Regions from separate parts of the Homo sapiens genome. Here region 2 is linked to region 1. Evidence: read pairs that join two places in POLR2A ChIA-PET (ENCODE). Cell type or tissue: GM12878. All regions are shown on one strand. Links, peaks and the distances in the headings refer to the core of each region. The heading gives the core; the rest is flanking DNA.

What was found. ChIA-PET counts read pairs that join two places held together with the same protein. Peaks named below come from ENCODE experiments on the same cell type or tissue, not always from the same donor. Only the 100,000 strongest peaks of a DNase experiment are listed, where the experiment ranks them.
Region 2: POLR2A ChIA-PET joins it to region 1 with 5 read pairs; 3 of 35 experiments call an interaction of 5 or more read pairs at or near these places.

What each region holds. Positions count from the first base shown.
Region 1 is chr1:235,625,559-235,640,968 of GRCh38, reverse strand. All of the region lies in intron 1 of GNG4 (G protein subunit gamma 4), which reads left to right. LOC124904560 (a long non-coding RNA gene) reads right to left here and starts at 926. Exons shown (of 4, transcript XR_007066960.1): 1 at 1-926. In GM12878, for the core only: no CTCF peak of the experiment used is centred there; a DNase peak (open chromatin) is centred at 7,978; H3K4me3 peaks cover 585 bases.
Region 2 is chr1:235,726,041-235,741,450 of GRCh38, reverse strand. It overlaps LYST (lysosomal trafficking regulator), which reads left to right. Exons shown (of 53, transcript NM_000081.4): 31 at 1-29; 32 at 6,792-6,968; 33 at 7,545-7,621; 34 at 7,760-7,948; 35 at 10,274-10,419; 36 at 10,508-10,604; 37 at 11,794-11,855; 38 at 13,320-13,375. It also overlaps the pseudogene LDHAP2. Among named protein-coding and RNA genes, the nearest start is that of GNG4, 84 kb to the right of the region's middle. In GM12878, for the core only: no CTCF peak of the experiment used is centred there; no DNase peak of the experiment used is centred there.

The sequences.
Region 1 (15,410 bases), core at 6,807-9,306:
GAGATTCTTTTTGCAAAATGACACGCAAGAAGCAGCCCCTTCTCACTCCAAAGTGGGCCTCTTCACAGCCTGGCTGTTTTGTGGGTGCTCCACCCATCCAGGGACTGGGGCTGCTGGGCCCAGTGACCTCTGACCTGCCAGGCGCCAAGCGGCAACAAAAGGGAGGGAGAGCTCTGGCCCACCGGGCAATTTGACTCTTCCTGGAGCCCTGCAGGGGGTGGTGGCCCCGAGAGGCTGGATCAGAGACCCTCAGGTCCGAAGGTCTGGTGGGCTAAATGAAGTAGAGAGGCCGCCCTCAACTCCACCCTGCCGGGATTCAGGCGGGCTCAAGGACGCAGCTTGGCAAGGACTGTCTTATGTATTCGCCTTGATGCGTGGTCTGGCAGGTTCACTGTAGTCTGTTGAATGATGTGTGTATCCTTTCTTCTGTTTTACACACCTGTTTTGAGAACCATTTACTTGTAGCACAGTCTGTGTATAAAGCCTAAGGTAGATGCAGCAGTGGTTCTCAAACCTGGCTGCATACATTTTGGGCAGTTTTTAAAATATCCCTTCTTGGGCCTCATCCCCTGGACATTCTGACATAGTGGGTCTGGGCTAGGGTCCGGGAATTAGTCTTTGAGTTTTGCAGCCACCAGATTTGAGATGCATTGAACCAAATGATTTCTGTGGGTCCTTATTCCTGATATCTGATTCCCCCCAACCTGCCTAAGCATCCCCAGGCTCTTGTGTCCTATGCCAGCCTCTCCCGCTCCTCGTGGGGCTGTGAGGGTTTGACCACCGTAAGCATGATGTGCCTGCAACACCAGGTCTCCTCCCCAGGCTGAATGCATGGATCTGTCCTCTTCTGCCTGGGGTGAGAGACAGCCTTCTCTGTGGGGAAACCAGCTACCACCCTGAAGAGCTGCCTCTGTCAGAGCACAAGATCCCCACCTAGAGACCCCCTCACTGCTCCCCTCCCACAGCAGCAACGGCAGCTCTGAGGTTCTGGACACCCCAAAGGACACAGACCTACCTTCACCCATGAGCCGTCCAGGAGACATTTGACAGCTGCTGTGTGCCATGTCCTAGGGGTAGGAATGCAAAATAAGTCAGAGGCCATCCCTGCTCCTGAGGCATTTACAATCCAGTGAGGGAGACAGAGGATTATAACACAACACAGAGCGGGGCACGGTGGCTCACGCCTGATATCCCAGCACTTTGGGAGACCAAGGCGGGCAGATCACCTGAGATTGGGAGTTCAAGACCAGCCTGGCCAACGTGGGTGAAACCCCGTCTCTACTGAAAATACAAAAATTAGCTGGTTGTGAGGCAGGAGAATCGCCTGAACCCAGGAGGCAGAGGTTGCAGTGAGCTAAGATAGTGCCACTGCACTCCAGCCTGGGCGACAGAGTAAGACTCTGTCTCAGAAAAAAAAAGCATACAACACGGAATTAAGAAAAGCTCCCACCTCAACACAGAAGGACACCAAGCCCGGCCCAGAAGGACAGGGAAGGCATCTGGAAGGAGGTCTCATGATTTGGCCAGATGGAACTATTGGGGCACAGCCAGTGCAAGGCGAAAGCCTTCCAGGCTGGGGGCTCTGTTTCAGCAAGGGAGAATGATTATGGCTCACATTAATTAAGTGCTTCCTGCAGCCCAGGCTCTTAGTGGCTTATGTTGTATGAACTACTTATTCCTGATGACTACTGTGGTAGGTAGAATCATGGTCCCCAAAGATGGCCACCCTCTAATCCTTGGAACTTGTGAATCTGTGAATCTTACACAGCAAAAAAGATTTTGCAGATGTGATTAACGGAAAGATCCTGAGATGGGGAGGTGATCCTGGAATACCTGGCAGGCCCAGTGTCGTCACAAAGGTTCTCATAAGAGGAAGATAGGCGCATCTGAGAGAGAAGGTGGGGGATGCTGCTGGGCTGGCTTTAAAAATGCAGGAGGGCCCGTTACTGGGTATATACCCAAAGGATTATAAATAATTCTACTATAAAGACACATGCACATGTATGTTTATTGCAGCACTATTTACAATAGCAAAGACTTGGAACCAACCCAAATGCCCATCAATGATAGACTGGATAAAGAAAATGTGGCACATATACACCATGGATTACTATGCAGCCATAAAAAAGAATGAGTTCATGTCCTTTGCAGGGACATGGATGAAGCTGGAAACCATCATTCTCAGCAAACTAACACAGGAACAGAAAACCAAACATCGCATGTTCTCACTCATAAATGGGAGTTGAACAATGAGAACACATGGACACAGGGAGGGGAACATCACACACCGAGCCCTGTTGGGGGGTGAGGGGCAAGGGCAGGGAGAGCATTAGGACAAATACCTAATGCAGGCAAGGCTTAAAACCTAGATGATGGGTTGATAGGTGCAGCAAACCACCATGGCACACGTATATCTATGTAACACACCTGCACGTTCTGCACATGTATCCCAGAACTTAAAGTAAAATGTTAAAAAAAAAAAAAAATGCAGGAGGAGCCACAAGCTCAGGATTGCAGATGGCTGTAGACACTGGAAAAGGCAGAAATACGAACTCTCCCCAGAGCTTCCACCCACAGCCCTCCTGGCACCTTGATTTTAGTCCATCGAGACCCATTTCAGACTTTTGAACTCCAGAACTGTAAAATAATAAAACTGCATTGTTTTAAGCCATAAATATATGGTAATGTGTTGTAGCCACAATAGAAACCAATACAACCATTCCTCTATTTTGAAGGGAAGAAAGCAGGAGGTGAAGGGAATTACCCACATTTCCGGAGCTAGAAAGGAGCAGATTCAGGCTCCAGGGCCTGCACCTGTCCACTCACCTCTCTTCTGTTCCTCCCGCCTGGAAGGGGTTTAAAAACAGCAGTCCAGCAGCTGGGGCTTATCGGAGACCAGGAGCATTGGAAGATGAAGCTGGCCAGATGCGCAGGCAGGAGCCAGGGTCCGGGAAGCTCTTCTTGGTCAAGTAGAGGGAAGTGGCTTTGCAGGCCATTGGCCTGGGCTCCTTTTCGGTGGTCTCCTCAAGTCTGTGCCGGACTGGGAGTGCCACAAGAGCAGAGGTCAGCTCCTTGGGCCCAGTGCACCCACATGTGGCTTCAGCCACAGAGTGAGCTGTGTGCCCATACAGACTGTGCCGCCTCTCTCCATTATCAGATGGTTTAAAAGTGCCACCCTGGCCAGGTAGTGAAGGGCAGACATCTGGTTAAGTGCCCGCAGCATCCTTATGCATCGAAAATTCTCCTATGTTCAAACATCTGTTTCCACCTCATCATTGTTTTCCTCATTCTAATTTTTTTTTTTTTTTTTTTTTTGAGACAAGGTCTTGCTCTGTCTCCCAGGCTGGAGTGCAGTGGTGCAATCTCGGCTCATTGCAACCTCCACTTCCCAGGTTCAAGCGATTCTCATGCTTTAGCCTCCCCTAGTAGCTGGTATTGCAGGCACGCGCCACCGCGCCCAGCTAATTTTTGTATTTTTCGTAGAGAAGGGGTTTCGCCATGTTGCCCAGGCTGGTCTTGAACTCCTGGCCTCAAGTGATCCCCCCACCTTGGCCTCCGAAAGTGCTGGGATTACAGGTGTGAGCCACCGCGCCCAGCCTCATTCTAATTCTTTAATATAAAGCATCCCCCATCTTCCAGCGTTTGACTGAAATAGGTGGTCAGAGGAATTTTTAGGTGGTGTTTTAAGCATTGTTTTTTTAAATAAAGGACACGTAAGCATAACCTGAAACTACTCCCGATATGTCTGCTCAATTTATATTCCAAGTATTTTGCAGGCTGTGCTTGGATTTTCAAAGGAGCAATCACTAGCATTTGATTAGCATTTTTCAGTTTGCTAAAAGCATTCATGTACCCTGTCCACTTGATCTTTACAGAAATGCCAGGAGGCAGGGATTTTTTTTTTTTTTTTTGAGACGGAGTCTGGCTCTGTCGCCCAGGCTGGAGTGCAGTGGGGAGGCAGGGATCTTTATCCCCATTCTTGAAGGAGGAGACTGTGGTTCAAAGGAGAATCACCATCAGGACAAGGTGCCTAGAGGAGCAAGGACGGCACCCAGGGCTTCCACTCGAACTCCACACTGTTCCTAGGGTATCCTCTTGCCCTAGGGGTAAGAGGTAGCAGCTGGGGTAGCAGGGAAAGACCTAGAATGCACTTACAAGGAAATAGGGTCCCAGAATCCAGTTCCGATGTGTCCCTCCCAGGTACAGAAGTACAACACTGGGGCATCCGCATGCCATCGCCTGTCAGTATTGGGGATCCCACCCTGCTTTGGGGGTTCATCGGATCTCTGGTCTTAACATGAGATTGTTGTATGGAGGAATGTGATTGAGGCTCACCAACATCTCAGGGCACAGGCAATTGCCCTGCTGGAGGACCCATGGAGATACGCAGGTCTCTGATGGGAGGTCTCTGATGGGAGGTCTCAGCGTGGGCACCGTGCCTCTGCGTGGCCGTGGCTTGCTGCAGGCACTGCTCCCCATGTGGCAAAGATGAGGGAATGCAGGCCTGCTGCTCAGTGCCAGCTGCTCTCCTCTACACGGGGCTCCCCTAGACCTTGCCCCAGGCCTCACCGCAGGACCTGGTGCCTTTGGGGTTCCCCTTTTCTGAGACCCCCAAAGAGCCTTCCTCAAATAAATCAAAGGCTTTAGCGTCTAAAACTTGTTCCTGAAGAAGGCTTTCTGAACCCGCTTTGGAAGTAAAAAGCAAAATTCCTCTTTGCACTTCTGTGTAATCGTCCTCATTCTCCTTGAGGCAGTGCGGATAACTCTGGCTGGTCAGAGGAGGGGCAGGTATGAGGAAGCACGGTGAAAACAGCCCAGCCCTGTCTCTCAGGATATTCTCCCTCTACAGAGAGAGAGCCAGTTCCTCCCTACACTAGTCTGGGCTTACCTGTCTAGCAAGAGGAGGGTTCCTGGCCATTACCTGGGTGTCCCCTGGCAGTGCAGCAATACCAGGTTCTCAAACACTAACTGGTTGGTTAAGGAGGTTAAGTTACCTTCAGTCTTCTGCCCTTCAGCTTCCTCAAGGTGGAAGGTGGGCCTTCAGAGCCACTGCAAGGGGTCTCTGAATACAGGTGCACAACCCAGGAAACCTGTGTAGAGCAATTGCGACTGCCATGTGTTTGTATCCTGCTGATTAATTTGCAAGTATGCATAGATGCCTTTGGGATTAATAAAGATGAATTTAAGTATGTTACTGAATTAATCACAGCTTTGTCGTGTTGTATCTTCTGTGGCGACAGATACTGAAAATACAGCCATGTATTAGTTGGTTTTGTGTTGCTATAAAGAAATACTTGAGGCTCAGTGATTGATAAAGAAAAGAGGTTTATTTAGCCGACAGTTCTGCAGGTTGTACAAGCATGGCACCAGCATCTGCTTCTGGGGAGGCCTCAGGAGGGCTCCACCCCCATGACTCAAACGCCTCCCACCAGGCCCCACCTCCATACATCAGGAATCACATTTTTCCCCGCCGAGATGGAGTTTTGCTCTTGTTGCCCAGGCTGGAGTCCAGTGGTGCGATCTCAGCTCACTGCAACCTCCACTTCCTGGGCTTAAGTGATTCTCCTGCCTCAGCCTCCCAAGTAGCTGGGATTACAGGCGCATACCACCACACCTGAATCATTTTGTATTTTTAGTAGAGACAGGGTTTCTCCATGTTGGTCAGGCTGGTCTCGAACTGCTGACCTCAGGTGATCCACCCGTCTCAGCCTCCCAAAGGAATCACATTTTAATATGAGATTTGGATATCCAAATATCCAAACCATAAGAGGCTGTAAGAGACTGCGTTTGTCTGATTGACTTTAGAAGGGACCTAATTTATAAATGTTTAAACTTTGCGCTTTAAAACCATTGGAACCATGGTTTGCAAAATCCTTCCATTTCTGGTGCTCCATGGTTCATTAACAATGCCATGTTCTGGTACATTTTCTAAATTTATTCACTGTCTATACCCGGCTTTGTATTGCCTTCCTCTATCAGCTGCTGACTTCAGCAAAGGAAGTATTTCTTTTTTTTGTTTTGTTTTTTGTTTTTTGAGACAGAGTTTTGCTCTTGTCGCGCAGGCTGGAGTGCAATGGCACCATCTTGGCTCACTGCAACCTCCGCCTCCTGGGTTCAAGCTATTCTTCTGCCTCAGCCTCCCGAGTAGGAGGCATGCACCACCACGCCTGGCTAATTTTGTATTTTTTAGTAGAAACAGGGTTTCTCCATGTTGGTCAGGCTGATCTCAAACTCCCAACCTCAGGTGATCCACCCGCCTCAGCCTCCCAAAGTGCTGGGATTACAGGCGTGAGCCACTGCGTCCAGCCAGCAAAGGAAGGCAGCCTTACTGTGGGGTCCTAATTAGGAACAAGGAGCCAGGCTGGTGGGAGCAAGGGAAAGCAGAAAGAAAATACAGATAAGCTATAAATCTGCGTTTCTTCATAGTCTAGGACACATAGCCCATCTGCGCAAATGACTCACGATCTTCCTGCACCCAGATATCACCAGACCCTCGGTTGATAGAAAAATGCAAGTTAGTTCACAGCCACCTTGACATTATCAATACTGCACTTAGCCCTCTCCAGCACACAGAACAAGCTCCATCCTATAAAATCCCCAGGAAGCCTTTGTCTCCTCCAGTCAGCTCCTCTCTTGCTAACTGGCCTATTGCTTTCTTGCAACATATTTCCATGCTTTTGCTAATAAATCTGCATTTCTGTACCTATGACTGTCTTGGCAAATTCTTTTTACTGCCCGTGCCACTGGCCCCAGACAGTAACCACTCGTGACACAAGGGCATTGACTGGGAAGCTTTACAGAGAGTGAGTCTTCCTGGTGCAGGGGTGGAGGGTAATTTTGAGACTAGCTGATCCCTCACCCTCCCTGGAGGAGTGGGGACTAGTTAGTGACCAGTGGAACTAACTGTGCCATCCTGTAGGACCCCAATCTGAGCTCTCTCTGATTTCGAATCCTCCCATTTCCCACCATGAACCTTTCCTAGGACCAGAGCTTTATTTTTCTGCTTCTCACATTTGGATTCTCGTCTTTTTATCCTTCCCTATTTGCTTATAAAGACTGTCCATGAGCTGGGCCATGTGTACATTTTTCTTGCTTTTTATGGCCTTATCCTGGTTGGACTTCTCCCATCCAGCTGCTTCTTCACCCACCACCAGGTGACTCCTGGTTGAGAGGAGAAATAGGCTGAGCACAGTGGCTTATGCCTATAATCCCAGCACTTTGGGAGGCTGAGGTGGGAGGATTGCAAGAGGCCAAGGGTTTGAGGCCAGCCTGGGCAACAAAGTGAACTTCTGTCTCTACAAAAAATTTTAAAAATTAGCTGGGCACAGTGGCATGCACCTGTAGTCCCAGCAGCTTGAGAGGCTGAGGCAAGAGGATCACTTGAGCCCAGGAGTTCAAGGCTGCAGTGAGCTATGATTGCACCACTGCACTCCAGCGTGGGCAACAGAATGAGACCCTGTCTCAAAAATAAAAATTTTTTAAATTTTAAAATAAAGTGGAAAGAGAAATAACCAGAGCCAGCCTCCCTGGCAGACTGTCTTGCTCGGAGGCTTCCCAGCACTGTCCCGCCATATGGTACATGAGAAGTTCTGTCATTTCAGGTGAAGGGGTGCTGGCACAGAGGGCAGATCTTGTCATCTGTGGCTTTTTTGGCTCCTGGGAAGAAGTGGAACTTATCCCTGCTTGTCTCCATCCCCAGCCTGCCATTCATACCACCAGCTCTGCTGCTCAGGGACAAGTCTCCATGAACAACCATATCGCAGGGACCAGCAGCAGGCTGTCACTCATTAAAACAACAACAACTGCGTCAGACTCTACATCGTTTTTCCTGGAAAGTATCCAGATTATTTCCAGGCTTTTTAAATGAGTCCTATATTTTTTTTCACTGCTGCCAATATACTCTCTTCCATGCATGGCGTACTTGAGCAACAGACATCAGCCTGTCTGCAAGGTCTGAATAACCACCGTAGAGAGATCCTTTGAATGTATGGAACAGATGATCAGCAGTGTCCGTGGGTGACAGCCTTCAAGATTAGTTCTTCCTTCCTCTTTTAAAAGCAATTTTCTTTGAATAGTCTTTCGGTTTCATCCATGCTTCTAATCTAGAATGAAAACTACGTGACTACGTTTTTTCTTTTTCTTTTTGCTTTTGTTTTTTCAGAATCGAGCCATTAAGTTGTTACTTAATCTCAACAAAGGCCGATGACAATGTCTAATATTCTAGGAATGTGCCAAGTCGTCATCTTGGTTTTGTTCCCAGCTGAGGCATTTTACTTAATTCTAATCGTTTTGGGGCAGGAAGACGACAGACAGTTACAAAAGGGAAGACTAAAACACAAAGAGAAAAAACCTTGTTCAAAGTCATACAAATAATTTTTAAAAATAGAAATAGGATTAAAAGCAAGTCTCCTGGCTCCTCATCCACTCCTCCTGTCTGAAAAATACTTTTTCCAGTTGGTTAAACCACATCTCCAGAACCACTTCTCTGTTTGTACTTGTAAGGCAGAATTTTCTAATTCATTTCTGGGAGCTCATTTTGCAGCCTAGGTATTCAGTCTTTGCACACAGATGAGAAACATGTTGGCCGGGTGCAGTGGCTCATGCCTGTAATCCCAGCACTTTGGGAGGCCAGGGTGGGAAGATCGCTTGAGCCCAGGAGTTGGAGACCAGCCTAAGCAATCTAGTGAGACCCTGTCTCTACAAAAAATAAAATAACTAGCTGGGCATGGTGGTGTGTGCCTGTAATCCCAGCTCCTCAGGAAGGAGGCAGGAGGATGACTTGAGCCCAGGAGGAGTTTAAGGCTGCAGGGAGCCATGATGGTGCCGCTGCACCCCAGCCTGGTTGACAGAGCAAGAACCTGTCTCTTAAAAAAAGAAAGAAGGAAAAACATGTCAACTAAGCCTTGCCCTGCATGACGGGCTGTTCAGCTGGGAAGCAGCAAGCCTCCGCACACAGCCCTCTGCTGGTGACCTCCCAGGCCCTCCCAGGCTTCACTTAAACTCTGCTGTTTGAGGTGTGCACAGAAGGAAGTATTCTTGCTATCTTTTGGTTAACTGAGAACTCATCCACGTATTGCCACTCATAGGAATTAGAAAAAACTGGCCAGGCGCGGTGGCTCATGCCTGTAATCCCGGCACTTTGGGAGGCCAAGGCAGGTGGATCACCTGAGGTCAGGAGTTCAAGACCAGCCTGGCCAACATGGTGAAACCCCATCTCTACTAAAAATACAAAAATTGGCTGGGCGTGGTGGCATACACCTGTAATCCCAGCTACTTGGGAGGCTGAGGCAGGAGAATCGCTTGAACCCAGGAGGAGGTTGCACTGAGCCAAGATAGCACCACTGCACTCTAGCCTGAGCAACAGAGCAAGACTCTGTCTGAAAAAAAAAAAAAGAAAGAAAGAAAAGAAAAAAGTAAGCTACGCTGGGCATGCAAACAGTGTTAATGCAGAAGCCACTTTAGGGTCCAGGCACCGAGCCTCCGCTCAGAGCATCAATGCCCACCAGCCCTCAGTGCTGCATGCTCCAGGACGGTGCTTCCCAGAGGTTCTCAGCTGATAGAGCAGCATGTAACCAGTGTGGAAAGATCAACCTAGGCACATTACAATTTTAGAGAGTTTATCCGAGCAGAGGGTGATTCATTAATTGGACAGCACCAAACTGCAAGAGGTTCAGGGCTCCACTGAGGGGGCGTGAGGGGTAAACATTTATAAGGTGTTCTTGGAAGCAAGACAAAGAAAAAATACTTGATCAGTTAAAGTGGAGAGTCTCAGCTGGGCACAGTGGCTCACACCTGTAATCCCAGCACTTTGGGAGGCCGAGGAGGGCGGATCACCTGAGGTCAGGAGCTGGAGACCAGCCTGGCCAACCTGGTGAAACCCCATCTCTATTAAAAATACAAAAATTAGCTGGGTATGGTGGTGCGTGCCTGTAATTCCAGCTACTTAGGAGGCTGAGGCAGGAGAATCGCTTGAACCTGGGAGGCAGAGCTTGCAGTGAGCCGAGATCGTGCCACGGCACTCCAGCCGGGGTGACAGAGCAAGACTCTGTCTCAAAAAAAAAAAAAGGAGAGTCTCTCATTAGAAATTAGCTGGTGATTGGTTAGGCTCACGTTTCATTTTACTGTTGACATTGAGTTGGGTTTAGTTTGCTTAGGTCAGAATCCTAGGCAAAACAGCCATCTCAGCCTCTGGCCACCCAATTGATTATTTTCTAACACCAGCTACAGTAGTATTTCAGAGTTCCTCTTCCAGAGCCCGTGTCCCTCAAGTCTACAGGCCATGCGTCTAGGTCATTCTGAGCTGCGTCCACACTCCCACGGTGACTTTCTGGTCATTCCTGGGGCAGCTTGAGCCATCAGACAGGACTTGCGTATGACAGGCGACCCTGCTCCAGAGGCCTTGAATTGCTGTCTCAGGCAGTGCTGGCTGGCACTTTGCAAACCGTGTACTTTCGTCAGAATTCCCGGGACAAACAAAACACCCGGCTGTTGCTGCTCAGCCTTGATGACGGCATCTGATAAGTGATGAGAGCGTGGCATCATCAGGCTGTTGGTCTTGATTATTCAAGTAGTTGAGTCACAGGCTGCTGTTTTCAGCAGCAAACATTCAAGTACTTACGGCATTTGAAGATGTGTATCTGGCAGCTTTAAGGTGCTGACAATGTGGGGACCTTTCTGAAATAGTCCCACAAGAGAATTCTTGAATGTCTTGAAGAAAGATGACCAGCCTCTTTTGTGAGTGTGCGTTTAGTGTATGTGAAGTTATGGGGAATGGAGGTTACTCATTCTATTTTAACAGACAGGGAAGTGTAAAAGTGAAGATGTGTGGCATCTCTACTCACCAACTCTAATCCTATTGTAGTATCTACCCTGGAAAAATTATCGTGCAAGAGACATGCTCATAACATCATTGTACAAAAGAAAATATTGGAAATAATTCATTGTCCACCAACATGAGAAAGGATAAGTAGAGGGGAACAATGTGATGAAGACAGTAAAAACCCAGAAGTGTCATAGAAATGAAGGGGAGTGCTCAGGTCCAGGGACCAAGGTGGCTGCCCAGCTCAAGAAAGCTTTGAGCCAGGCATGGTGGCTCATGCCTGTAATCCCAGCACTTTGGGAGGCTGAGGCGGGCAGATTATCTGAGGTCAGGAGTTCGAGACCAGCCTAGCCAACATGGTAAAACCCCATCTTTACTAAAAATACAAAACTTAGCTGGGCATGGTGGCATGCTAGTCCCAGCTACTCGGGACGCTGAAGCAGAAGAATAGCTTGAACCCAGGAGGTGGAGCTTGCAGTGAGCCGAGATCATGCCACTGCACTTCAGCCTGGGCAACAGAGCAAGACTCAATCTTAAAAAAAAAAAAAAGAAAGAAAGAAAAAAGAAAGAAAAATTTGAGAGGCTGGTAGCCTCAGAATGAACCCTTGAAGGAGGGCAGAGATGGCTTTTCACAAGAAGTGTTGGGTGCTGAGTCAAGGAGGGGTAAAGTAGATAAAATAGTGGAAGCAAAAGCATGCGAGTGGAAGAGGCCTAGGTCCCCGAGAGTAAAGGCAACTGCATTGAAATTCTTTAATTTTTCATACCATATGGGAGAAGTTGGGACCAATTTTTTTGCTTCTTGTAATTGCATTTGACATTTCAGAAGAGTTATCCCAACTTGGTATGGTGACTCACACCTGTAATCCCAGCACTTTGGGAGGCCAAGGTGGGAGGATGGCTTGAAGCCAGTTATTTAAGACCAGCCTGGGCAACAAAGCAAGCCCCTGTCTTCATTTTTTTTTTAATTGGCGGGGCATGGTGGCACGTGCCTAGGGTCTCAGCTACCCAGGAGGCTGAAGTGGGAGGATCTCTTGAGCCCAAGAGTTTGAGGCTGTAATGAGCTGTGATTGCACCATTGCACTCCAACCTAGGCAACAGAGTGAGACCCCATCTCTAAAAACAAACAAACAAAAAAGCAAAAAAAAAAAAAAAAAAATTCAAGCAAATGTTTGACTTTATCGCTTCCAAGGAGAACAAGTGCCAGTTTTGTCAGAGAGGAAATGCATGTCCATCTCCTGGGTCCTGCTCAGAACCAAAGGAAGCTGAAGACTCTACAAATGCAAAAGTGAAGGGAATGGCAAACCCTGAGAGAAGCCATACAGAGAAAGGAGGCTGGGCTTCCTGCAGGGAAGCTGTCTTTAAAAAGGGCCACCACCTAGCACCTGCGGATCAAAGTGAATAGGGCTGATGCGAGTCTCAATCCCCATATTCAGATATGCGGGGAAAAGTGACTTTTCTAAATGTTTTAAAACGCAAATCGAAGCATGCATTCTGCCTGTTTGGCCTGCTTGGGTTGCCTCAGTGTTTCCCCAGAACTTACACAGGACCAGGTATCTGTCCACTGGGTGACCCGTAGGACACCATCATCTGGGTGGGGACCCTTTAGGCTGGTTGCTGTTGGTGGTCTTGGGTCCTGCCTGGGGACACAAAACTCTCCACAAGACTGCCCATGACCTCCTCCGCTTCAGGGCACCCAATGGCCATTTTGTTCTAGGGTCTTGTAACCCCCCCCCGTCTCCTAACAAGGCTTTGTGGCCCCCAACCACCCCAGCTTGCAGAGAGGGTCACTCTCCGGTCCTGCAGGCAATGCTCTTCTTCCTCCTGCTTCTGGCCAAGACATTTTCCTCCGATACTCTGAATTCTTTCTCACCTCTGGGGTTTAGGCTTTTGGAAACAAAAGCCAGAAAGACTCTTGGGCCATGTCTGGTTTTTTGTTGTTGTTGTTGTTGTTGTCTTTGTTGTTGTTGTTGAGACAGAGTTTCGCTCTTGTTGCCCAGGCTGGAGTGCGATGGCACAATCTCAGCCCACTGCAACCTCCACCTCCCGGGTTCAAGCCATTCTCCTGCCTCAGCCTCCTGAGTAGCTGGGATTACAGGTGTGTGCCACCACGCCCAGCTAATTTTGTATTTGTAGTAGAGACGGGGTTTCTTCATGTTCGTCGGGCTGGTATCGAACTCCTGACCTCAGGTGATCCTCCCACCTCGGCCTCCCAAAGTGCTGAGATTATAGGCATGAGCCACCACGCCCGGCCCCATATCTGTATTTTAACCCATCACACCCATCCCTTCCTTGAATGGGGAAGTATTGGTTGATATCACAAAATACTATCCAGTCTCATGGTTGAAACTAAGGATCCTGATTTTCCTTTCAAAGAGTTCAGTATACTCCAGTCTTCCTCTCTGATGAAGTTAACATACCCGGAAGCCTTCCAGTTTCCAACAGTGTCCTGGGGAGAGGCCATTGTAAATGGTCTGCAGCACAAGTCTGAAGCACAGATTGACTGCCGCAGCTGGTTCCTGCATGCATCAGTGGTGATCAGAGCTGCCACTTCCTCACAGCCCCCTGTGCCGTACCAGACAGTTTTCCAAACCCTTCACTCACATGATCTCATTTCATCTAAAACTATGTCGGCCAGGTGCGGTGGCTCATGCCTGTAATCCCAGCACTTTGGGAAGCCGAGGCGGGCAGATTACAAGGTCAGGAGTTTGAGACCAGCCTGGCCAATATGGTGAAACCCCATCTCTACTAAAAATACAAAAATTAGCTGGGCATGGTGGCGGACACCTGTAGTCCCAGCTACTCGGGAGGCTGAGGCAGGAGAATTGCTTGAACCCAGAAGGCGGAGGTTGTCGTGAGCTGAGATTGGGCCACTGCACTCCAGCCTGGGAGACAGAGCGAGACTCTGTCTCAAAAAAACAAAAACAAACAAACAAACAAAAAACTATGTCATGGGGTAAGTGCATTTTACCTATTCCACAGGTGTGAAAACCCCAGGCTAGGAGAGATAAGACAGCTTTCAGAAAGTCATGCTGCCAAGTGACAGAGCCTCCCTCAGGTCTGTGAGTAGCGATGGTGCATTTCTCTTCCTCTTGTTTGTCATGAGAAAGTCTCCCAGTCCCAAAGACAGTCTCTAATTTGGGTTCTAAGTTCTTTTTTTTTTTTTTTTTTTTTTTTTTTTTTTTTTTTTTTTTGAGATAGAGTCTCACTCTGTCACCCAGGCTGGAGTGCAGTGATGCAATCTCAGTTCACTGCAAACTCCACCTCCTGGGTTCAAGCCATTCTCCTGCCTCAGCCTCCCAAGTAGCTGGGATTACAGGCATGTGCCACCACGCCCAGCTAATTTTTGTATTTTTAGTAGAGACAGGGTTTCACCATGTTGGCCAGGCTGGTCCCTAACTCCTGACCTCAGGTGATCCGACTGCCTTGGCCTCCCAAAGTGCTGGGATCACAAGCATCAGCCACCGTGCCCGGCCTGGTGTTCTTTATGAAGCTGCTGTCTTGGCAGCAATGGTCACGGAAAAGGTCCTATCAGAGAGTGACGAGTTTGCTCAGTAGACGGTGGGGCTGGACATTAGTGCAGCTGAGGTCTGACCACATCAGCAGGACCAGAATTAGGTGAGAATTTAAAGAGGCACTCGGCCGTGTCTCATCGCACTTGCAAGGCCCTGAGATAGATCACCTCTTTAAATTCTGTGTTCTAGGTCCCTCACTAGCCTCCCTCTAGTCCCAGGCCCTCCCTATGAGCTTTGAAAAGCTTGGGAAAGTCAAGAGAATGAGCAGACAAGTCACAGATTGGGAGAAGACATTTGCAAGACATCTGATAAATGCTGTCACTCAGAATACAAAAGAACTCTTAAAACTCAATAGAAAACAAAACAAAACAAAATCCTATTAAAGATGAGCAAAAGTTTTGAAAAGGCATCTTACCAAAGATACAAAGATGGCATTTGAAGAGAAGCTCAACATCATATGTCATTAGGGAAATGCAAATGAAAAGGAGGAGAAACCACTACACACCATTTAGAATGGCCAAAATCCACAACCCTGAGAATACACAAAGCGGGCCAGGATCTGCAGAAGCAGACACTCTTGTTCATTGCTGTTGGGAATGCAAAATGCAACAGCCACTTTGGAAGACAGTTTGGCAGTTCCTTACAAAACGACACCTCCTCTTCCCATATGCTATAGCAATTGCACTCCTTGGAATTTTCCTGGGTTGAAAACTTATGTTCACACGAAAACCTGCACACAGATGTTTATAGCAGCTTTATTCATAATTGCCCAAACTCGGAAGCAACCAAGATGTTCTTCAGTAGGTGAATGGATAAATAAGCTGTGAAACATCCAGAAAATGGAATAGTATTCAGTACTAAAAAAGAAATGAGCTATCAAGTCATGACACAACATAGAGGAGACTTACATACGTATTGCTGAGTGAAAGAAATCAGTCTGAAAAGGCTACATACTGTGATTCCCACTATATGACATCCTGGAAAAGGCAGAATTATGGAATCAGTATAAAGATCAGTGGTTGCTGTGGTGGAGGCACCTCCTGCTCTGAATGTGGCGTTGGGGAGGGTTGAATAGGTGG
Region 2 (15,410 bases), core at 5,451-7,950, 100 kb before region 1:
TACGAGACTGTCTCAGCCCATCCCTACAAGTAAGTATCTCAGCTTTGATAAGAGAAGTAAAACGTTTGGTGAAATACAAAGTCTGAATAAAACAAGAACTGAAATTAAACTGAATGTTCATGCCTAATTTATAAATATAATTTTCTTACCAAGCAAATTTAACCTAAGGTCTTTCTCAGGTGCTTTCACACAGGCTCAATTTAACCTCTGTGTTTATTTCCCAATCTTTTTTCTAGTGCCTAAATTAAGAAGTTCTGTTTCAGAGTTTCTGTCAGAAACTTTGTAATGTGTTAACACATCTTGAAGTGTTTTATTTAAGGATTGTTTGGAGGCTTTTTAAAAAAGCATTATATTACCTGTGAAACATCTATATTGAATAGCTCAAACAACAGTATATATAACATATCTCAAAAATATATGTGGTCAGTTAAAATAGATAAAAATTATTAATCATTTGGAATAATCAAACCCAAAATACCTAAAAGAATTTCAGAGTGTATAAAGTTTATCACTTCAAGAGTGGTAGTTGGAAAGTTTAAAAGGTACATTAAACCATATTGGAGGGCTGTTTAACAGTTTCTTAAAAAATTAAACATATATTTAACTTGTCACCATGTTACTCCATTTTTAGATATTTACCTGAAAAAGAAATTAAAACATATGTTCATAAAAAAGCTTGTTTAAGAATATCTATGTCAGCCTTTTTCATAATGGCCAAAAACTACAAATATTCAAATGCTTATCAACAGAAGAATGTACAAACACATTGTGATTTCTTTATACCTGTAGAGAGAAATCTGTATAGACTATTCTACAGCACCATATAGACTATTATACAGCTCTAAAAAGGAACAGACTACTGGTACATCTACCATTATGGATGAATCTCAGAAACATTGAGTGGGGAAAGGGACAGCCAAACACAAAGGAGTACAATCTGTGATTCTATTCATCTGAAGGAACAAGCAAAACCAAGATATGACGATAGAATTCAGGACAGTAGTTGTCTCTGTGGAAGGGGGACGGTGAGAAAGGGAATTGACTGGAAAGAGGTTTAAGGGAACTTTCTGGGGTGATAAAAATAAGGTCTTATTTTGAGTAGTGGTTAAATGGATGTATGCAATTGTCAAAACTCATAGAAACACTTAATATATCTATGCTTTATTATATGTAAGTTATACCTCAATAGAGATGAGAGAGGATATATTAAAAAGGATAGGTATCCCCTTTAATACATGGAAAACACATATCATATTAGGAGTCAAAACTATCTGGAAGGAATACTTTTAGGTGCTTTTTCCAGTATTAAGACACTTTCAAGTACACTGAGGGCACTGTCTTCCTTTTCCCAAGACAGAAGCATATTTAGCCTGTATTTTCCTTCTGTGGAGAATTTGAAATGGTGTTTTTTTCTTTCCTTTATACTCAGCAAAGTTGCTATCCATCAAAATTCAACTGCGGTGTTAACAGTCCACTTTTTCTCATACCATCTTCCCTTTCCCACTACTTCGTGTCTGTCAGTGGTATCATTATTGAATTTCAGCTTGAAATTTTTAACTGTGGTTGTCGTTGACTTTTTCTTCTCTTTCTCAATCCATTTCGTCACCAAGGCCAGTTGTTTATTCACCCACGAAGACTGAGGATATTATCTTTAACCTAATAGTTTTAGCAGCCACTGATGATAATTGCCAAGATCCACTTTTTCATTAAAGAGTTACAAAATAGTGATTTCTCTAAGTCTCTCATTCCATCAGCATCTATAAGCTCTGACTTTACTATAGGGAAGAACTTTCCCTTGTCAACTATTTGACTACGTTTTTTTTTTTTTCTATTTTTTTTTTTCACTGTTCAAGGTTTATTGTGGGTTTTAGTTAGTATGACACTTGGATAGTTGGTTGCATTGTTTATATGTAGATCTCTTTACATAATATGGTAATGTACACTACTGATATATATAGTTCACAAAATAAGATCCTTTGGAACAATTATGCACCATACATGCAATATTGGATTTATATACTGGATCCAGGATGTGACTGATTGGGAAAAAATGTTGGACTAGACATGTTCAATGAAGGAGCCAGGAAGTTATTTATATAACACACGGTAAACATCCATCTGGCTCAAGGGCCAACTGCAGCATGTGCAGCATTGGCAGTGGTGCCTTAGAGGTGTCAGAACTATTTCACACAAACCAGTTTAGGACTACACAAGATTAGTACCATCCAGCCTACAGAATGGTACTACAAGTTATAGCTACCTACAGGATATAGTACCTACAGAATATACTGTAGGATTTTACAAACCATTCCTATTTCTAACCTTAGGAATTGATGTTTTTCCCAATCCATCTTAACATCACTGCTTTAATCACAGATCAGATAAAAAGGACAATATGCACAACCTCCAACTAAAATCCTATTGTAGCCTAGACAGTGAAATAGTATGACATCAGAAGACTTTAAAATTGCAGCTCTTTTTGTATCCCCCAAAGTGGATCTGCACTGTTCTTCAAATGGGCCCCTTCCTCAGGAGTCAGAGTCACCTTCACACGGTCTGAGATTCCATTCTCTCCCAAGATGCAAGGAATGCTAAGGAAGACATCATCCTTTATTCCACCAATCATGGTGGAAATTGGGTGCACCCGCCTAAGATTCTTCATTATACTTTCTGCCAAATCTGCCACAGAGAGTCCAATGGCCCAGGATGTGTAGCCTTTGAGTTTGATCACCTCGTAAGCACTCTCAACCACCTGCTTGTGAACCTCTTTCCACTGTTCCTTATCTATGTCAGTCCCTAAATCTGGGTGCAGAGTCTTGAGGGAGACACCAGTAACATTTGCTTTACTCCATACAGGCACACTAGAATCTCCATGTTCCCCAAGGACTCACCCATGACAGCTTAATGTGTGAACTCCCAGCCTTTCCCCCATTGGGTAACGGAATTGGGCTGAGTCCAGATTGCAACCACTTCCAATAACATGGTTTTTGGGAAAGCCATTATCTTCCAAGCCACTATAGGTCAAAGATATCCACTGGATTTGAAACAATAAGCAACTTGCAGTTCGGGCTGTATTTTACAACATTAGGAATGATGAATTTAAAGATGTTCACATTACACTGGACCAAATTAAGATGGCTTTCTCCCTCTTGCGATGTGCCTCAGCCGTGATAGTGACCAGCTTGGAGTTTACAGTTACAGTATAGTCTTTGCCAGAGACAATCTTTGGTGTTCTAAGGAAAAGGCTGCCATGGTGGAGATCCATCATCTCGCCCTTCAATTTGTCTTCCATGACATCAACAAGAGCAAGTTCGCCTGCCAAGTCCTTCATTAAGATACCGATGGCACAGGCCATGCCAAGAGCACCAACCCCAACAACTGTAATCTTATTCTGGAGGATCTGTTCTTCCTTTAGAAGACTGTGAATAAGCTGATCCTTGAGCGTATACTTGAGAGTATATTGGACTTGGAAACAAAAGGAATCGAGAATGCACGTCCGGCGGGTGTTGGGGCACGCGGCAGTGAGATCCAGACTCGTCGGCAGCGGCTCCAGCACCTTCGCTACCTTTAAATACAGTCAGTCAAGGAAAAGCAGGATAAATGCTGTTTCCTTCCCTGTTTATTAATTTTTGGAATGATGAATTCATGCCCCTAGTAGCCTCTAATTCTTGTATTTGTTTTTATTTTTGGAGTGTCATTAGGAGCTCAGGTATTTTAAAATAAATGTTATGTGTTTTAGTCTATTGCAGTCATTATTCAGTTTGATATTAAAATTAACACCTCTGTAGATTCAAGTTGTTGTGTCGACATGGCCTTTTTCATTTTAACAAGTTAATATGATTAAACTTCCTTGTTTTCTGGCACAGAAGAATGTCCCAGGCCCACCTTATGCAATTCCTTCCCCAAACCTAGAACCTAACTTCCCTCCCAAGAAGACCTTATATCCTTTTAAGGAGATGATAGTATTTAGAGACTACAAATCTAAGGACTAGGTATGTTTATTTCTCCTGGGTTGTCATTTCTTCTCAGCCTTTTTTAGTGGACAAAGCTAGGAAATAAGTATTTTTTTAGAAAGACAAGTCATGAGTTTATACTTTCACTTTTTCTTGGATTCTTTTATTTGTATTTCTTACTAATGTTGATATCTTGGTTCCTAACATTAACATAATCACTTATTTGCCTTGTCTTTCTACATATATAACATTTTCAAAATAAGATGATCAACATGATCACTAATAACAATCCTGCTGAGTGCAGTTGAAGATGTCTTTGTGGTTCTTTTTTTCTTAGCATACTATTATGGTTATACAGTGAAAATACTGTATTATAAAAGCACTTAAAATAGTTTTCTTTATTTGGTCAGGCTGCCAACTTCAACCAATTAGATAGGTAGGTAGGCTTTTTTTTCCAGTTTGTTTTATAGTTTTTTGGGATTCCTTTGGGTTTTTGTTTGTTTGCTTAATTTTGTTTTTAATCATGTGAAATGTCTACATGGTTCTAAAAGCAACGTTGTGAAACAGCACATTCAGAGAGGTTCTAGCTTTTATCCCTTTCCGCTCCTCTTATTTTTTCCCTCTCTGTGTAGGTAACTGACTTTTTTTTTCTGTTGAAGATACAAGCAAATCTATGTATACATGTATTTACACATGTAAATATTCTGTCCCCTACTTCATAACACAAAGAAAGATAGCAAAGTATACACACTCTTCTGCACCTTACTTTCTTCACTTAGTATATCCTAGAGATCATTATTACATAGTAGTACAGAGTGATCTTCTTTATGCCTTTTCACAGCTGCATACATTTAATTTGTATTTCATTTGGAATGTGCCTGGATTTTTTAAGCCCCAGACTTCTTTGCCATTACAACTTGATTCTGATTAACTCTCCAGCCTGCTGACCCTCTTCTTTTCAAGATAATCATATCTTTGTGTCTTGCAACCTCTTCACATCCTGTTTATTTTTACAGTCATGCTGTTTTATTCATATTGTCCACCAGCACAGAACACCTCTCTCTCCTTTGTCTATCTATATCCTCATTCTATCCATTCATTTGGCCATGACCCAGATCACTCTATACCTTCTTTAAAACCTTTCTCCCTTTCTGTAGTCTACTCAGAACTCTTCCTTCTTAGAACCTTCTTTGAAAAGAAATATTTTACATATTTTAGCACTTTATTATTTTCTAAGGATTCATGTTTAACAGATTCAATTCCTTAAATCAGTTTTTTAAGGGCTGAAAATAAGAGTTTTTTGTTATCTATTCCCAGTGACACCTTTTATAGTCCCTGAAATGATCATCAGTAAGTGATCAGAGGGTATTAAAATGAGATATTAGAAACAACTTAAGCGTTTAAGAAAATCATGTGTTTCCTTTGATATTCACAATGAATAAAAACATTTCTGATAGTTTTTCAAGATAATTTTTGAATGTCATTGAATACCAAACTGAAATATTTTTAAAGTTATATCAAGATCATTACCTTTAAGACACACTTAGGAAAGTCTTTTAGTCATGTACCGTTTTTATTTATTTGCCAACTCTTTAGGCCTTTTACTCACAGAGCTTCTGTTCATTTTTCTCTTTTGGTCAGGTAGCAGCTGTCTCTGACTAATTTAAAATGTTGCATTAAAATGAGCTGTACTATTTTCACCATTGCATATGTTCATCTTTTGCTTTTGGGAAATGACACGATGTGATTCAGCATGTTAATTTAAATATCACCCAAAATGTAATCATTTCCAGATCCATTTGCTGACATTTAATACTATTCACAGTTTAAAATGTCATAAAACTAAATACAGTGATATTTGTGTCAATGCTGATTTTTAAAGTAAAATATATATGTTTAACTTGTTGGCAACATTATTGTCTAAATAATACATACTGTACACAGTAGAATCAGGTGTAATATCTACAGCATGTAAGGGCCACTTAAAAAACCGTGAATGAACGTTTGGTTTAGGTCTGTGCTGCAAAGGCCAATTGTCATTATCTTAAGTAACACTGTGAATTTTGGTTTTAGGGCCTGTTAATAAAAGATTGGCTAAAACAACTCTGCCATGGATACATACATAGAATTGTCTGCGTGGGGTTTGCGAGTTTTTCACCTTTTGTTCTAGGGAGTAGTGAATGCTTACAAACTAAAGATAGGTTTTAGTTCCAGAAATTTCACCAAAGGAAGAAGAGTCAGTAAGTTTTAAGGTCTAAAGGAAGCTTTCCCTTCTAGTTCAGTTTTTCTGTGAGAAAAACTAAAAATTATCTTCCTTTATCCCAGTTTCTTTCCTGTATTCCTTTAGCAAGTCCTTTCCAAAATTCTTTCCCCAAAAGCTAGCTGGCTAGTTTGCTTGCTTTTTAAAATATATTTTATATGAAAAAATTTCAAACATACAGAGACTAGAAAGAATAGCGTAATAAATACCATGGAACCATCACCTAGATTTAACAGTTGTTACTATTTTTATTATATTGACATCATTTCTTCTTTTTCTGAACTATTTTAACATATATATAGAAATTATGATATTTTACCTCTAAATTCTTTTTTTTAAATGTTTTCCTATGTAACATAACATTATTACATCTAACAAAATTAGCATTAATCCTCTGTCATCAAATACTCAGTGCATAATCAGATTTCTGTACTTATCCTCAGAATGTCTTTTGTAGGTGCTTTATTTAAATCAGATGCAACCAAATAAATCTAGCAATATAATTTAATTACTACTAAGTAATTTAAATGTAAGAATTAAAATTCTAAATGACTAAAAAATTATTACTTTTTTTAAAGCATGGAGCCAAGTTAGTTTTGTATTTGTCAGAGTTGATACATAATCACCAAGGTGAATTGACTGAAGAAGAGCTAGGCACAGCAGAACTGCTTATGAATGCTTTGAAGTTATGTGGTCACAAGTGCATCCCTCCCAGTGCATCAACAAAAGCAGACCTTATTAAAATGATCAAAGAGGTGAGTCAATGAAACCATAGTACTTTCTTAGGAGATTCCATCATAGATAAAGAATGATTGACACTACTTTTTTAAGAACAGGCTATCATTGATGATGAACTTGAAATGATTATTTTATTTTATTTTTCCTATATACTATATTGCTTTTGTCTATGTGAGAAAAAATAGGCTTATTTTAAGGAGCATTTTGTTCTCTGTGGTCATCAGTATCCATTATCAGTAGCCTTCAGTGAAGGAAAGATTTTTAAAGTGACAAGCAAGCTGAAGCATACCTTGAGTTAGAGGTTCTTTAATGAAAAAGCAGAGTAAGGAGGCAAGCAACTATGTAAACTCATCAGGTTTAGCAACCCTGGTTAACCATTCTACTCTAACTTATGTGACCTAAATTATATAGACACAGAATTATAACATTATAACATTGTTTAGATGGTTCATTTATTTTAATATTCTGGTCTCCTAGGGACAATTGTTTTTCCTTTGTTAACTGGGTTTTAAAATTAGTTTGTTGGGCTCTGTGACAATGTTAGGTGAGAAATAATAAATTTTATATAGTATATTATTATCTAAATCTTCTAGGAACAAAAGAAATATGAAACTGAAGAAGGAGTGAATAAAGCTGCTTGGCAGAAAACAGTTAACAATAATCAACAAAGGTAAGATTTTATATGTTCCAAAGGCATGTATTTTAGGAATCCATTAGATTTCACATATACTTTTAGTTTTAAAGTATCATGTTCTGATAAATACGTTCCATGTATGCTTAACTATGGACAATCTTATTATTTGTTTAGTCTCTTTCAGCGTCTGGATTCAAAATCAAAGGATATATCTAAAATAGCTGCAGATATCACCCAGGCAGTGTCTCTCTCCCAAGGAAATGAGAGAAAAAAGGTGATCCAGCATATTAGAGGAATGTATAAAGTAGATTTGAGTGCCAGCAGACATTGGCAGGAACTTATTCAGCAGCTGACACATGATAGGTAAGCTGCGGGAGGTCAGTTAAAATTGTCTTCCATGAAGATTTAAGATATTGATGTTAAACGGAATTTGTATTCCGGAATTCAGACTCATAAAATCATTTCATTAAACAATTTTTTGTTTAATCATTTGTGATGTTTTTTTCATCTTAAAGAATAATCATATGAGTTTTTTTTAATTCTTGAGGAAGAAAAGTAATGAGGGGGGCAGTAGCTCATCTAGATAGTAAAATTAGCTTAATTTTAAAATATGGTCTGTAAAAGAATAGAGAAATCACTGAAACAGGATGGTTGAGAAAAATATATTTTTCTAACTAATTTAAAATATGTATTACAAATAACAAAAAGCGGGAAATCAAGGTATTATTCTCTAAATTTAGTTAAGATAACTTATTCATGTGACTTTGGTGTACTAAAATACACTAAACATTAGACACTAAAGTAAATTCCATATGGATAAAAGAATTACTCGAAAAGTTTATAAAGTAGAAGATAATAGGATATTTGTCAACTCTTTGAAGGATAGATGACTTTCTAAGCTCAAATGCAATAGAAGAAACTGCAAATAAATCAATGGATTTTAACCTTAATTTTTTCCAGTGTATTTAACAACCATAACAAGAACAAAAAAGCCTGGAAATATATTTTCAGCAAATAAAGTTATTTTTATTGTTTGAAAAACTTACACAGATTCTAAAGTAAAATATTATGATCCCAGAAGTTTGAATGAGCAAAAGGCATGAACACATTCCTCACATAAGACAAATGAATTACCAAACACACGGGAAAATATTCAATATTGCTAGAGGCTAATTTGGTTTTCTAGAACCTCTAGATACCACATTTTACTTTTTATGTTAACAAAAATTTTGGCTGCTAATATTCACCGCAGGATATTAGCTGTCCTTACTCAGAACTTTGGTGGCATTGTACATTTTGACAATATGTATTAATCATCCTAAAAACATTTTACTTCTAGCTTCAGTTATCCTATTTTAGTGATTCTATCCTAAGGAAAATATTCGAAATATGGAAGGCAGGCCAGGCACAGTGGCTCACACCTGTAGTCTAGTACTTTGGGAGGCTGAGGCGGGAGGATCACTTGAGCCCAGGAGTTCAAGGCTACAGTGAGCTATGAACATGCCACTGCACTCTGGCCTGGGCAACAGAATGAGACCCTGTCAAAAAAGAAAAAGAAAAAGAAAGTAAACATAAAAGTTTTCATCTCTGCATTATTTATGCTAGTGAATGAATTAGAAACAAGTTATAAACCGTAATATGGTTAAATACATTACAATGCATCTACCTCTTTATTGGGCAGCCATTCAAAATGATGAGATAAAGATAATACTGTTTCAGTAAAATAAGGCAAGTTATAGAAAAATGATCATAATGATCATAACTACAAATTAAAAACAGATGCACGTTTTAAAAAAAAAAGACAACAACCGCTACCAGTATTTTGGTATGTTTAGGGTATGAATAAGGGTATTTTTTTCTCTTATTTATTTCTAAAAATGTACTTAATATGTTTTTCCTGTCTTATTTCATCTAAGATAAAATTTATTTTAAAATCTTTTTAAAAATGTGATTCATACCACAGAAAGAAATTGATTTTATTTGTTTCATTAGAGAGTAGGCAAAATGAGGCCAGGTGAGGGCGCTCACGCCTGTAATCCCAACACTTTGGGAGGCCCAGGTGGGTGGATCACTTGAGGCTAGGAGTTTGAGACAAGCCTGGCCGACATGATGAAACCCCATCTCTACTAAAAAAATACAAAAATTAGCCAGGTGTGGTGGGAGCCTGTAATCCCAGCTACTTGGGAGGCTGAGGCAGGAGAATCGCTTGAGCCCGGGAGGCAGAAATTACAGTGAGCCAAGATCACGCCACTGCACTCCAGCCTGGGCGACACAGCCAGACTCTGTCTCAAAAAAAAAAAAAAAAAAAATGCAAAATGGGAAATGTAAAAAATTAATTTGGAAAAAAAATTTACCTAACCATATTAAATCCAGCATGTTGTATTATGTTGCTAAAGTGTTCATAGTAGTCATTACATATCTTTTAAAAAATTTAATAGTTGAAAGAAACTGGAAGCAGAGCTTGCCTTCAGGCGAGGAACTGGGAGACTGGGATTCAGGAGCAAAAAGACACTTAGATTTTATTACTTCTACTTGTATATGCATTCCCTGATCAAATATATAAACATTTGGAGTTTTTAAATTAACAGATCAGTTGTGACTTACTTACTCAATCTCTATAATGATTTTTTTTATAGCTACAAGTCCTGGATGGTCACTTAAAACACCCTTTAATCTTTTTACTTGCAGAGCAGTATGGTATGACCCCATCTACTATCCAACCTCATGGCAGTTGGATCCAACAGAAGGGCCAAATCGAGAGAGGAGACGTTTACAGAGATGTTATTTAACTATTCCAAATAAGTATCTCCTTAGGGATAGACAGAAATCAGAAGGTAATAGTGGCTTCTTGACTCAACATATAAATATAGCAGAGAACTATGGTCATTAGATAAAGATAATATTTACTTTTCTCCTCAACAGATGTTGTCAAACCACCACTCTCTTACCTGTTTGAAGACAAAACTCATTCTTCTTTCTCTTCTACTGTCAAAGACAAAGCTGCAAGTGAATCTATAAGGTAACTTTGAATCAATAGACCTTCACTCTTTCATGAATATACAACAGCTTATTGTAGTGTTTATGTAATATTTATTTTATATAATGCCATCATTTTCAGAAAAATCCTAAACAGGAAAGGCTCAAGGGAGGACAAGGTTATATGGCCAAAATCCAAAAGGAAATGACATTTCTGACAGCAAGAGTTCATGGGATTTCAGTCATCATGTTCTGGCCCTTGTTAGTTTACATATACACACACACACACACACACACACACACACACACACACACACACACATATAAATATGTATATATATACACATATATGGGTACATATATATATACCCATATATATGTATACACACACATATTTTGTAATTGACTGTTTAACATCTCTATCTATTAATATAGATAGAGCTGCTGGTGGTATCATCAAGCAGCAATATAACGTAGTGATTAAAGGTTTAGATTCCAGTTCCTGCTCTTACTAGCTCTTTAATCTTAGGCAAGTTACCTAACCTCTCTGTCTCAGTTACCTCATCTATTAAATGAAGAAATAATAATAGGTATCATAGCGTTGTTGAGTATTAAGTATGTTATTATATATTAACTATTGATAGTATTATCATTGCAGTTATTGTGGTTGTTATTATACCCATTTCATAGATGAAAAACTGAGACACAAAGAAGATAATTGGCTAAGAACACAAAGGAACTTTCTGATTCCAAATCCTCTGTTTTTCCTAGAATACTAGGCTTTTTTAAAAATGTATTTGATAAATTACCTTCATAATAATGTAAATAATACAATAATAGTATATAACAAATAAATAATACAAAATAATAATACAAAAATAAATAGAGCACACACAAAAAATGTATCTGAAGTATCAGAGGCATGAAACAATGTTTGCTTATTTATTAGAAAATATAAAATATTGATATCTCTTTTAAATAACTTAATTTCTATATTCTGTCTACAGGTTATAGGGATTATTAGCCTTTTCTAGGCGTTTCAGTCATTTCTCTTCTAATAGAATGCTAAAAAGGAGCTAATATTTTCATGTGGGTTTCGACAAGATACCTCATGCTATTGGAACTCTATCTAGTCTGCTTTGCAGAAATCTTTTACTAGGTAAAATAAAGCATATCCTCTCTGAAATTGGTCAGAACATTTAGTCATAGTAATTTTAAATATGTTTTGACAGAGTGAATCGAAGATGCATCAGTGTTGCACCATCTAGAGAGACAGCTGGTGAATTGTTACTAGGTAAGTCAAATTTTGAAGAATTTTGCACATATTCACCCTGCCTTATTTGATTCTTAGATTATTTAAAGTGTTTTTTGACAGCATGCCATTAAATTGGATAAACTTTCTGTAGTATCATATAGGCTAATTTGCCTTAACATTATATGTAATTGCATATGAGTCATGAATGTGAAGAAATGATATCTTGTGTTCTGAAAAGCACATGAATAGCATTTTAGTTTTTATAAAATTGTTTCTTCATGATATGCAAATTTATATTTAACCATTTCTTTTATTATATGCCAATTTAGATTTTTTAAAGTGAAAAATTGTTGATATCTTACCTACTATTTTATCAGATATAACTGTCCATAAGAAATATGTCTATTTTAAGATTGTCCATAATTTATATTCTCTATTGTGCTTCTGAGAGAAAGGACAAGATTGTTAGTCCATAGATACCTATATAGTTATATTTGTTTGAAAATTTTATTCTCAAAATATGAAGGAAAACAATTATACCACTTGATCTCTATTCCCTTAAAGAATCAATCTGTATGCTGTAGGCTAGGTTCTCCAAGTGTGAGAACCCTGAATTAGTAGCATCAGCATCTCATGGGAGCTTCTTAGAATTGCACATTCTCACGCCTCAGTCCAGACTTGATGAATCTGAAATTCTGAGGGTGGGGCCCAGCAGTCTATGTTCTGATGAGCCCTCCAGTGATTTGATGTACCTTCAAATTCGAGAATGAATGTTGTAAGCTATAGCCTCCAAGGTCCAAGATATGGAGCTTCAAGCCTGCTGGGACTGAGCCCCACCGTCACAAGGATGGAGATAGTACCCTTCTCTGAGCTAGCCATGCCACTACTTCACTACTTCACTACTTCACTACTCGAGGGTGATGAGCATGCAGGGGGCGGAACCTCAGAGAAGTTCCCAACATTTTAAAACACGATGTAGGGACATGGGTTAGCAACAGCCAGCCTATGAAACAGGAAAAAGTTGGAGGCTATGTTTAGGGCCTACTCTACCCTATTGAGTGTCTCAGTCTGCAAAATAATTAAGGATTTCCCTTTGGCTAGATAATTTGGTTTACCACTTGACTTCAATTAGTGTGGAACAAAATAAAGCAAATCTATATGCTAGTAATGTAAGAATAATGGTAATAATAAATAGCCAACATTTATTTAGCACTGAGCACATATGCATTTTGCATATATTCTAATTTAATTTCCATAGTAGCTCTGTGAAATAGAGCTCCCTGCAACCTTTTTTTTTAATAAAGAAATTAAGACACAAAGAGGTAAAGCAACTTGCCCAAGACTTCATGGATACTATTCAAAAATATTTATTGAGTGCCAGGAACTGTGTCGAGGTAGTGAGATTCAAATTCAGACCAAAGGACTCCAGAGACCATGCATTAAACCATGAATGGTAGTGTGCACATACATTTTAAAACCCTTATATCCAATTACTTTCTGCAGGTAAATGTGGAATGTATTTTGTGGAAGATAATGCTTCTGATACAGTTGAAAGTTCGGTGAGTAGAGGCTTAAGTCTGTATTTACATAAATCTAGACAGATTCCAAAAATGTATCAATTCAGTATAACTAGAGAGAAGGAAGAACTATTAGAGTTCATTCTTTGTCACTCTATGTATAGATTGGTCTGAGTTCCAAACATTTTTTTAAATATAATTTTAAAAAGAAGACTGTACCATCTCCTCTGGCTTATGGCCCAAGTATCATAGCAGTTAATATAAGTCATATTCTAAATGCTCCTATTATATCAATTTATGTTCATTCCTTCTTATTACTGTCCTCCGTTGCAACAAATATCTATTCCTTGCCACTCCCAGTTCACTATCAAGTACCTTTGCCTTCAGAAAGAAAGGAAAAATATTAAATAATTGAATAACTTAAGTAATTCTGATATTCACATAGCTTAATAATGATAATTGTTATTATTCTAGACAGACTGATATTAATCAGAAAATAGACATATTTTTTGTATAATAAAGCTTTTTATTTGAATTATCTTTTATGCCATTAAAATATTTTTTGAGATTCCTGTAATAGGAGAAATAAGCTTTTTGTTTCAGAAAAGTTCTAAAGCCGGGAATTCCTAAGGATATACTAAATGAGATTATGTGTGGTTTAATTACTAATATATATTTTATTTTAAATAAATTAGGCTGGGTGCAGTGGCTCACGCCTGTAATCCCAGCACTTTGGGAAGCTGAGGTGAGTGGATCACCTGAGGTCAGGAGTTTGAGACCAGCCTGGCCAACATGGTGAAACCCTATCTCTACTAAAAATACAAAAAAATTAGCCAGTTGTGGTGGTGGCGCCTATAATCCCAGCTACTCGGGAGGCTGAGGCAGGCGAATCGCTTGAACCCAGGAGGCGGAGGTTACAGTGAGCCGAGATCACACCACTGCACTCCAGCCTGGGCAACAGAGCGAGACTCTGTCTCAAAAAAAAAAAAAAAAGAAAGAAAGAAAGTAGTGAGTGAAAACATGAAGTTTGGTTATAAAATAAATGTAAAAAAAAAGTCATGAAAGTATTTAAAGTAGTCAGAAATATGAACAGCATTCTTTTCTCATTTATATAGCAATTACCACAGGGTATGTCCCAGATAGTAAAATATAGTTATGTTATTTTTCAAGATGGATCCTTTTATCAGCCAAGGAATTTAATAGTTGATGTATGAGACAACTTTTTTGTATGTCCAAAAGATGACAGTTTTTCCCCTTAAAAATTCTACTCAATTTGTGTTTAACTCCATTTGACATGAGGTGACAGAAGAGTCTGAGTCCATCTGTCGAATATGTTGGTTTATTTTCAGTGCTTGAGGATACATTCACAAATACTTGGTCTGGGAAGACACCATTTAATTTTAAGTCAACTTGCATGCTATAAATGTGTTTTATATTTAAATAAAGAGGAAAATTTTTTTTTCAAATCTAAAAATGCCCTTGCTTCTCAATAGATTGAAAGATCCTTCTTTCCTATGTACTTTTGTAATGTTGGTTCTTCTTATATAACATTTGGTATCTTGCGTTGTGTGTGCAAATGTGTGTACAAATATTTCATGCCCCCTTTTTGACCCATACAGATGTATTTCATGCAGAGCACTTAGCAGAGTACCTTGCGCATAGATGTTAATTAATATATGTTGAATGAATGTTGAAACTAAACAAAGGAAGAATTCAGTTTTAAGTATGAAAATATTACATTTTCATTAAGACATTTTATTTTATTCATAATATATTCCCTGCCTCTACTTATAAAAATTATTTTGGACCAAGAACAATAGTAAAACACACATAGAGTAGGATAATCTGAATCTAAAAAAAAAAATTAAGGTTTTGGAAAGATAAAGAGCCTAGGATAAAATAGTTCTTGGCAATTGAGTCCTAAATTTGCTCTGAGCTTCCTGTTAGTCAACACAGAAGAGTAAGTAAATGCAATTTTTTTAAAAGGAAAAAAACTGATTTAAAAAAGAAAACTAGGATGCAGGTTGATTTGAGGAGATAAATTCTAGCTAGTTTTAAACTTTAGTAGAAACTTTTC